Linked DNA regions of Homo sapiens: region 1 is linked to region 2. A link is a loop called in an ENCODE intact Hi-C map of the cell type or tissue named here. Cell type or tissue: CD4-positive, alpha-beta T cell. All regions are shown on one strand. Region 1 overlaps CIMIP2C (ciliary microtubule inner protein 2C). Region 2 has its middle 9.5 kb from the start of KIF3C.

Evidence for each region. Hi-C counts contacts between places; a loop is a spot of excess contacts. Peaks named below come from ENCODE experiments on the same cell type or tissue, not always from the same donor. Only the 100,000 strongest peaks of a DNase experiment are listed, where the experiment ranks them.
Region 1: a loop joins it to region 2, with 8 times the contacts of the local background. A loop is called at or near these places in 5 of 110 quality-filtered maps.

What each region holds. Positions count from the first base shown.
Region 1 is chr2:26,576,052-26,581,051 of GRCh38, reverse strand. It overlaps CIMIP2C (ciliary microtubule inner protein 2C), which reads right to left. Exons shown (of 4, transcript NM_001105519.3): 2 at 4,877-5,000; 3 at 3,424-3,536; 4 at 1,528-1,758. The coding sequence ends at 1,614. Among named protein-coding and RNA genes, the nearest start is that of CIMIP2C, 16 kb to the right of the region's middle. RefSeq lists an enhancer at 4,220-4,794. In CD4-positive, alpha-beta T cell, CTCF peaks have their summits at 2,833 and 3,035 (motif pointing right); a DNase peak (open chromatin) is centred at 3,071; H3K27me3 peaks cover 733 bases.
Region 2 is chr2:25,989,463-25,994,462 of GRCh38, reverse strand. No RefSeq gene overlaps it. Among named protein-coding and RNA genes, the nearest start is that of KIF3C, 9.5 kb to the right of the region's middle. RefSeq lists a silencer at 2,616-2,665. In CD4-positive, alpha-beta T cell, CTCF peaks have their summits at 2,565 and 2,768 (motif pointing left); a DNase peak (open chromatin) is centred at 2,722; H3K4me3 peaks cover 460 bases.

The sequences.
Region 1 (5,000 bases), 590 kb before region 2:
GCAGGGGGCCAAGCCAAATGGGATGAAGGTCCCTAGCAAGATACATGTCCTTCCCTCCCTTCATCAAAACCCCCGACCCCCAGCACCTCACAGTTCACAGCTGCACAGAGACGTGCACATAGCAGCCATTCCAGCCGGTGCCCGGCTCCCCACTCCCCTTCTGAGGGAGAAGGCATCTTGGCCCTGATTGTGGGACCAGCAATTAGAGTTTATTTGCTTTGCTATTCAGCCAAGCCCTGGAATGAATTTGGCCACCACAGACAGCCTTTGGGGTCCAGCTCCTCAGGGACTTTGAGACACAGAAGAAGCCCCCCATTGGGTTTTTCTTATTTACACTGTCCTGGGGGAGGTGTCTAATCGCTGGCTACAGAGGAGGGGCTGCTTCAGCCCCAGGTGTACTTGAACCGGGCTGTGTTCCCCTTGCAGTTAGGTCCTGATTCACCCATTGAAGGACAATAAGGGCCTTGTCCCTTAATGGAGGGCCCTTGATCAAATCTAAGAGGTGCTGGAATGTTGGAGAAGGTCCCCGCCTTGGTCTAAGGTCCCCATCCCAGATCCTGTCACTGAGGGGCTCTCACCCCCGTCCCACCCCTGCCCCAGCAGGCAGGAGCCTCCTGGGAGGTAGGAAGCAGCAGCCTTGTGGGAGCAGACCCTCCAGACCCTCAAAGACCACCCCAGGCATGTGGCTTCAGCACCCATGCCCAGCATCCACTTCCGGCCTGGGGCCCCGAAACATAGGGATTCCTGGAAGAGTTGTCTGGTCCTAGGTCATTCCCTCCCATCGTCTTCTAGAAACAGCTTCAGGGGTAGATGCTGCATCCACCCTACCAAGCCAGCCTAGGCAGAATGCAGAAGGTGCCTGCTGCACACAGCTTCTTCTCCCAGGCTCCGCCCTCCACAGACTCCTTCAGGATCCCCAGGTTTATGTCTTCCCCGCCCCTCAGTCTCCACATGGACCACAAGCAGGCTGTGTCGTGGAAAAACCAGGGCTTGGGAGTCAGAAAGACCTGAATTCAAATTCTGGCTGTGTTACTTCCCAACTATGTAAGCTTGGGCAACTTTCTCACCTTCTCTGAGCCTCAATATCTTTATCAGTAAAGTGGGGATAATAACACCTCTTCCCTCACAAGTGATCGTGTGGACAAAACGACGCCAAGTCAGGGCTCTGATGAAAATTCCTTTCCAATCACACCCAGTGCAATTATTCTGGGGTCATTTCCCCTTCATTCTTAGACCGGCGCAATTGGACTTCCTTGCTTATACCAGTGGAATCTGGTGGGAGGTCTCTGTACCTGAGTGACCTGCCACTAAGACTAGGGAACCCTACATTCCTCAACTCCATTTGCCCCACCTTGGGGAGAAGGTAGCTGGACCTGCCAGGTAGCCGGACACCACTTTTCCTTGGCTTGAGTCCCTGGGACAGAGCTTTCCGCAGGCCCTCAGGACACAATGCTGTGTGACCTTCAGGGGGCATTTCCTGCTGTGGCCGAGTGTCCCTGGGATCCAGAGGAGAGATGGGTAGCATGGTCATGGCTAAAGATTTTATTCCAAGCAAGCCAGGCTGGTCACGACCCAGGATCTCAGGCATCAGGCTCTGCTCTGAACTAAAAGTCTCATGCTCTGAACTCAAAGTAGCAGTCTCTCTTTTTCCGCTCCTGTGGAGAGACCCTCTTCCCTGATGGGAAGGTCTGGTAGGTCTTCAGGTTCTCGGGGGCTAGTCTTAAAAGGTGCCACTTCTTCTTTGGGCACAGAGGAGGCCTAGGGGTGAGGATGGGACTGGTGTTATGCAGTGTGCCAGGGAAGGAAGGTGGTGCGTGCCCACCCACAGCCCCACGTGCCCACTTTCCAGCTCAAGCTGACCTGCCGGCTACTCGTCAGTTTAACACCTGATAAGTCCCCCTGGACTTGGGGTGGGAATAACCTGTATTTACATAATGGCACAGTGGTTAAGAGTGAGGACACAGATGTCAGACAGACCTGGGACGGACTCTGGTCCTAACTCCTGCTAGAAGTGTGCATATTTAAGAATGGCCCAGTGGTGGTATCCCCCTCTTAGCTTTGACTTGAGGAATAAATGCAGTAATGCATGTGAAGCTCTGGACAAGGAGTAAACACACAACAAATGTTCTAAGAAATGGTGATGGTGCTGATGGAGGGGATTCCGGGAGGGAGGGGCTTGCCCCAGGCCTGTCACTGACCCTCTTCTCCCAACCACCTGGTTGGCCCTTTGCGTTCGTTGTGAAACTGTCAGCAGCAGTGCAAGTGGCCAGGCAACCTGAAGAAGGAACAGAGTTGAGATGTCCCGCTCTCCCCACAGTGATGGGGATGGGGGGCAGATCCTGGCCAGAGCCATCTCAAGAGGATACCTGTCCCCAGGAGAGTCCCACTATACTCTAGGGATGGACTGGCTCAGAGCCATTCCAAGATTAGAGAGAGCCCCCGAGTCCTAGAGGTGGTGATGGGAGATGCTGCTTCCTTTCCAAGCTCTGCCTCCAACCATCCAGGCCACGCAGCACAAGTTCCCCAGGCGATCAATGAGCCTCACGTTCCCTTTTTTGTAAAATGATCCTGTCTGACTTGCAAAAAGGAACTTTTAGATGCAGTGAAGCCTGTTTCTTTAAAAACCATTAAACTTATGAAAACAGATGCTGTTTTATCAGTAAGGATGATGGTGAATCTTAGGACTCTGAGGCAAGCCGGGAGTGGTTGGCATGGAGCTAAATCCCAAGCTCTATCCACTGACCTCCCAGGCCAGGCACCACCCACCACCCTACCCCACTCCAGGACACCTCGTGTGAGCCAATGATCCCCCTGCCTGCGCTTCAGGAAGGAGAGAGCACAGAAACCACAGTACCCAAGTCATCTTTCAGGGCAGAGTGGGCCTTCCCTGGAGAAAGGAGCTCTCCTAGATAAAAGCAGAGAGGGGCAGGAGGCAAGGAACTTTCCTATTTAGTTAGATGGACAGAAAGTCCTTAGGAGAACATTTTCCAAATGTGAACGGGACCGGGGGAGATTCCTGCTCGGTGTAGTGCCCTCTGTATCCACCAGAGGGCAGCAGCTCCTTACTGCGCTCTGCATCGGCGCCCACGTTAGGACTAGTGTAGCTGCCAGGCTGCCTTTGCAGGCGGGGCATCAGTCCGCAGATTCAGGCCCACTAAGCTTACGGAGCTTCTCCCAAACTCCCAGTGCATCTGGCCGGGAAAGCACTCTTCCTGATTCGCCCATTCAGGCTACCACCATCCCCCCTGAGGCTGCCAATGCCCTGACCCCCTTGCTCTGTAACCATCACTCTCTGCACTGCACGTTTTAGGGCAAGATCCTCAACTCATTTCTCAGTCTGTGTGCTGTGCATGCCTGGCCGAGAGCAGGTGCCCCATGGGTGCGTTTCTTGACTGCGTAGATGAAGGGAGGGCAGGCACTCACAGGACGGTGGGGAGGGGGTACCGTTCCGGCTCCCTCACGGGCATCGCAAAGTAGGGGACTCGAGGCACTGTGCCCGTCTTGTCTTGATAGTACTTCCGATGCTGCTGGACCATCTATGGTTCAATCAAGGAAGAGATGACAGGTTGTTAGTGCACAGGACTGACCACAGGCACCTGCAGTCCATGCCTCGCTGCACCTGGGCAGGGTTGGGGGCCACCTCCCCTAATGCCCCCGGAGGAGTCCCGGAGTTGCTGGGGCCCCAACTCAATTGCCAACCAGCTGGGTGTCCTCACTGAGTCACGACTTCTCATCTGCCTAATGGGAATAACGACACCCACCAGACCAGCTTTGCTATGGAGAGTAAACAAGACAAGGGACAAGCTCAGACTGAGTACAAAAACCCAGCCCCGCAGGCGTACGCACACCTGCTGTGCACACAGGCACCATGTCCGCCTGGCCTGTGTTTCCTCCCCCCTCTCCTTCCCCACTGTACGGGGCATGTTCTGTTGAGCGCCAAGATGGAGGGAGAGGCTTTGGCAGACCCCCTGAGATGGTCGCACATGGCTCAGAGGCTGGTGGCATCAACCTCCTCCTCTCCCGAGGAAGCTGCTTTACTCATACAAGTTCTCTGCCCTGGGGCCAGGACACACCTTGTCCTTGCAATCAGGCTAGAGGGGGAGGCTTGTGAGAGAAGGTGATGGAGAGAGTAAGGTTTTGGGAACACAGGAGAGAATGAACCCTTATCCCTGCCAAGGGCATAAGGGCCAGCTCAGGCCCATGCACCTGTGGTCTCTGGGGATGTGTCTGAACCACATCCAGGGAGGCTTTACCAGCCTGAACAGCAGGACAAGAACAACAGGGGTGTGGGTGGGTCCCCTTCCTCGAGCTCACTCCCTGCAGGGCAGTCTCGCCCAGGCTGGGGCTGAGAGTGACTCAGAGCATGCCCCCAGGGGGCTGCAGGGCAGGGAGGGGTGAGCAGGCTCCAGGACACAGGTGGATAAATGCCGTGGGGCTGGAACTGGGGCTGGGGGCTGTAGTGGGGCCTTTGCTCGTGTGTTATTCATCTGGTGGGTGGATCTTAGACCTTATACTCACCTACAAAATATATGGCATTCCACAGATCCAAGAGACTCCAGGGGGCAGAAGGTAAGGGCAGGAGCCTAGAGACAGGTCCCTAGAGACCCCTAGCTCCACTGGCAGTGGGAGTGAGCAGGAGTTGGGGGTCCTGAAGCCCCGGGAGGTGGGGAGAGATCAGAGGGGCAAAGTCCTGAGCCTCCTTACTCCCTTTAGCCAAGCCCACCATGCTCTCTGCTGGCTCAGGGGCTCTGAGAAAGGAAATCAAGACACTGTGGCAGGTGCGAGGTCTCCCCCTGGCCCCTGGCCATCACTCCCTTCCCGTGGTGGGGGCAGGTGGGCAGGAGGGGAGGCCACAGGGCAGCCCCACACAGCTTACCTGGTAGAAATTCGTAAGCTCTGTGGAGCGATGGCTGTCCAGGTTGAAGCGAGTGTAGCTGGGCTTGTGCAGCCAGCGGTCCCGGGTGCTGGCGCGCTCCATCAGCAGGAGGTTGGGGTTGGTG
Region 2 (5,000 bases):
AATTAGCCAGGCGTGGTGGCACATGCCTGTAATCCCAGCTAATAGGGAGGCTGAGGCAGGAGAATCTCTTGAACCCGGAAGGCAGAGGTTGTGGTGAGCCGAGATCGCACCATTGCACTCCAGCCTGGACAACAACAGCGAAAATCTGTCTCAAAAAAAAAAAAAAAATTACATTAAGTTAAGCAGCCATTCAAAATGATGGTTGTGGCTGGGCACGGTGGTTCACACCTGTAATCCCAACACTTTCAGAGGCCAAAGATGGCGAATTGCTTGAGTCCAAGAGTTTGAGACCAGCCTGAGCAACATAGTGAAACCCCATCTCTACAAAAAATAAAAAACAAAAAAATTAGCGGAGTGCCGTGGTGCTGTAGTCCCAGCTACTTGGGAGGCTGAGGTGGGAGGATCACCTGAGCACAGGAGGTCAAGGCTGCAGTGAAACGTGGTTGCACCACTGCACTCTAGTCTGGGTGACAGAGTGTGACCCTGTCTCAAAAAAAAAAAAAGGAAAAGAAAAAAAGATAGTTGTGAAAACTATTAATAGCTTAATTCACCATTTATTCATTAAGCAAATATCTCCTGGGGTCTTATCATGAACCAGGCATATTTCTTTTTTTTTTTTTTCCCGAGACGGAGTTTCACTCTGTCGCCCAGGCTGGAATGCAAAGGAGCCATCTCGACTCATGGCAACCTCCGCTTCCCGGGTTCAAGTGATTCTCCTGCCTCAGCCTCCCAAGTAGCTGGTACTACAGGTGCCCGCCACCACACCCGGCTAATTTTTGTATTTTTAGTAGAGACGGGGTTTCACCATGTTGGCCAGGATGGTCTCGATCTCTTGTCCTCATGATCTGCCTGCCTCAGCCTTCGAAAGTGCTGGGATTACAGGCATGAGCCACTGTGCCGGGCCTGAACCAGGCATATTTCTAGGCACTGGGAGAAATTATCTCATTGCACATTAATGGGAAGAAGAAAACATAAACAGATAAAGAAATATCTAGAATGTCATATTGTGGTAAGTGCTGTGAAGAAAAACAAAATGGAGTAAGGATATAGGGAATGACAAAGAAGTATTTTAGGAAGCACGGACAAAAAAGCTTCTCTGAGGAGATGACATTTGCAAATACAAGTGAATGACAGGAAGGAGGGAAGCCGAGTGAGACGCTGGGAGAGAGAGCTTGCAGGCAGAGGAAAGAGCAAGTGCGCAGGCCCTCAAGCTGGAAGGTGCTTGGCAGGACTGAGGAACAAGGAGGCCAGTGTTGTTGGATGAGAGTAGGGAAGGGGGGAATAGGAACACATGATACAGGAGAAGGGACCAGGAGCTTGATAGAGTACAGTGTACGTGCCCCAACAAGGACTTTGGATTTCATTCTTTTCTTTCTTTCTTTTTTTTTTTTTTTTTTTTTGAGGCAGAGTCTCTCTCTGTCACCCAGGCTGGAGTGCAGTGGCATGATCTCGGCTCACTGTAACCTCCGTCTTCCGGGTTCAAGTGATTCTCCTGCCTCAGCCTCCCAAGTAGCTGGGATTACAGGCATGCACTACCATGCCCGGCTAATTTTTTGTATTTGTAATAGAGACAGGGTTTTGCCATGTTGGCCAAGCTGGTCTTGAACTCCTGACCTCAGGTGATTCGCCCACCTCAGCCTCCCAAAGTACTGGGATAACAGGCGTAAGCCAGTGCGCCCAGCCTGGATTTCGTTCTGAGAGGGATGAGACGTCATTGGAGGATGGAGAGGAGGAGGTAGGATGATTTGATATGTAGTTCTGAAGGAAGACTCTAGCTGTTCTGTCGCAGAGGAAGAGTAGGAGGATAAGGGTGGAACCAGGGGTTCCTGTTAAAATACTACTGCAGCGTGCAGGTGAGAGATGTAGGGGGCATGGACTAAGAGGGTAGTGGTGGTAGCATGGAGAGTTTTGGAATCAGGATCAACAGATTTTCTAAGTAGAACCGGGATAGCATTTGTTGATGAATTGTATTTAGGGTAAGAGGAAGAGGAGTCAACATGTACGATGCTTTAAAACAAAATTGAGACAATTCTATATAGAGTTTGGTCAAAACTCTTTTAAAAATGTTCTTAAATTACTTTTGGAACAAGACACTTACTTATAGCAAATTAGAAGAACTCGAGTTGGGGAGACACAATATATTCATAGATGGATGGATAGCACCATTTAAAAAAGCAGATGGTAATTGCACATCGTACAAATTGCCCCAGAAGGTAAGGAAAGGAAGAGGCCCCTAGGTCTGGAGGAGGCAGGTAGTGTTGAAAGAGGAAGGTAGAGTTAGACCAGATAGAGGTGGATTGAGGGCTGAGCCTCAGGGCTTAGGACAGGGTGGTAGGAAAAACACTGTCTTTCGAGTGGGAGGAATTAGGCTCAAGTTCCAGTGCAGCCACTTACCAGGTAAGTGAATGTGAAGATTAGATAAAACATCTGTGACCCACCCATTAGGTTCTCAGTAAAGGGGAACAACTATGAACTGTTCTTTTTATAATATCCAGAGTCTTAATTTTCAGATTTTTCTATGATTTTTTTATTTAGGTTGACAAATCCTGTTCACCAGAAATTACAGCAGAGATTGTAGACAGGAAGCTGCAGAGGAAAGAGGCACAATGAGAAATCAAGCTTGGACACATTTGGTAGACTCCTATAGTTAGGTAATAACTCATACAGTTAGGTAATTGCATAACGATTGATAGCCCAGAAATTGGAGCTCATCCAGTAATTCTGTCACATAGTCATGTCTCCCTCTGCTGGCAAAACTTGGTTTGTTTGTTTTTGGTTTTGGTTTTGAGATGTCGCCCAGGCTGGAGTGCAGTGGTACGATCTCGGCTCACTGCAACCTCCACCTCCCAGGTTCAAGTGATTCTCCTGCCTCAGCCTCCTGAGTAGCTGGGATTACAGGCTCGTGCCACTAGGCCTGGCTAATTTTTGTATTTTTAGTAGAGACGGGGTTTCGCCATGTTGGCCGGGGTGGTCTTGAACTCCTGACCTCAGGTGATTTACCACCCACCTCAGCCTCCCTAAGTGGTGGGATTACAGGCGTGAGCCACCGCACCTGGCCTGTTTTTTGTTTTGTTTTTTTAGAGACAGGGTCTCCCTCTGTTGCCCAGGCTGGTCTCAAACTCCCAGGCTCAAGGGATCCTTTTGCCTCAGCCTCCCGAAGTACTAGGATAACAGGTGTGAGTCATTACACCCAGCCAGAACTTGGTTTTTGTAGGGTAAATCCAAACCTGAATTACTTGTATTTGAACATTTGTAGACCCCAGGATTACCAAAGAGTGAACTCTGTCTTCTTTGTAGAATCTTACTGTGGCTGTCATTGGGACCACACTGGAAGAAGGTGGTGGAACGGGAATCCCCTGTGGAAAAATGACTTTTGTTGTTGTTGTTGTTGTTGAGACAGAGTCTCGCTCCATCACCTAGGCTGGAGTGCAGGGGCGCAATCTCAGCTCACTGCAACCTCTGCCTCCCAGGTTCAAGCGATTCTCCTGCCTCAGCCTCCTCAGTAGCTGGGACTACAGGCACCTACCACCACACCTGGCTAATTAAGGTATTTTTGGTAGAGGCAGGGTTTCTCCATGTTGGCCAGGCTGGTCTTGAACTCCTGACCTCAAGCAATCTGCCTGCCTTGGCCTCCCAAAATGCAGGGAAATACAGGCGTGAGACACTGCGCCCTGCCAAGAACTTTCATTATCAAAGGAAATGCAGCAAAGGAGCTTCTTCCTCCCACCAAGCCAGTGACGGGTCTGTATTCAATGAAGTTGTCATTCAAACCAGGACTGGGAAGCAACTGATCTGTACCTTACCATCATAGGAAGCTCACCCCGTAGCACAGGGGAAACACTAGGAGGGCTGCAGGTTTGGAGTCTGTAGACTGTGCCACTTGGCTGCGTTTCCTTTCTTAGTCACTTAATCAGTCTGAAGCTTAGGGTCCTCCTTATAATGTGAGGATATTAATAGTTTCTCCTTTCCTGGGATTTATGTGAAGATCAAGTGAGTAACAAATGTGATAATACTTTATTAACTGTTAATCACACTACAAATCTAAGGGTTTATTACTGTGATTTCTTTGTCTCACCTTTCCATTCTCTTGCCTTGAAGGTTTTTTTTTCTTTTCTTTGAGACAGAGTTTCGCTCTTACTGCCCAGGCTGGAGTGCAATGGCACGATCTCGGCTCACTGCAACATCCACCTCCTGAGTTGAAGCGATTCTCCTGCCTCAGCCTCCCGAATAGCTGGTATTGCAGGCGCCCGGCTAATTTTTGTATTTTTTAGTAGAGACAGAGTTTCTCCATGTTGGCCAGGCTGGTCTTGAACTCCTGACTTTGTTATCCGCCCACCTCAGTCTCCCAAAGTGTTGGGATTACAGGCGTGAGCCACCACGCTCGGCCTTTTTAATACATATTTATTTATTTATTTATTTATTTATTTATTTATTTATTTATTCTTGCCTTGAAGGTCTTTAAACATTCATTCATGGCCAGGTGCGGTGGCTGATGCCTGTAATCCCAGCACTTTGGGAGGCCGAGGCAGGTGGATCACCTAAGGTCGGGAGTTCGAGACCAGCCTGACCAACATGGAGAAACCCTGTCTCTACTAAAAATATACACAAAAAATTAGCTGGATGTGGTGGCGCATCCCTGTAATCCCAGCTACTTGGGAGGCTGAGGCAGGAGAATCACTTGAACCTGGGAGGCAGAGGTTGTGGTGAGCCGAGATCGCACCATTGCACTCCAGCCTGGGCAACAAGAGCAAAACTCTGTCTCAAAAAAAAAAAAATTAATTCATTTGCTTAATGGCCAATATTAACTATATTAACTATATAACAATATTATATAATAAATATATTAACTATATATATATATATATTTTTTTTTTTTTTTAAATAGGGTCTCTCTCTGTTGCCCAGGCTGGAGTGCAGTGATGCAATCTTGGCTCACTGCAACCTCTGCCTCCTGGGCTCAAGCCATCCTCCCACCTCAGCTTCCTGAGTAGCTAGGACTA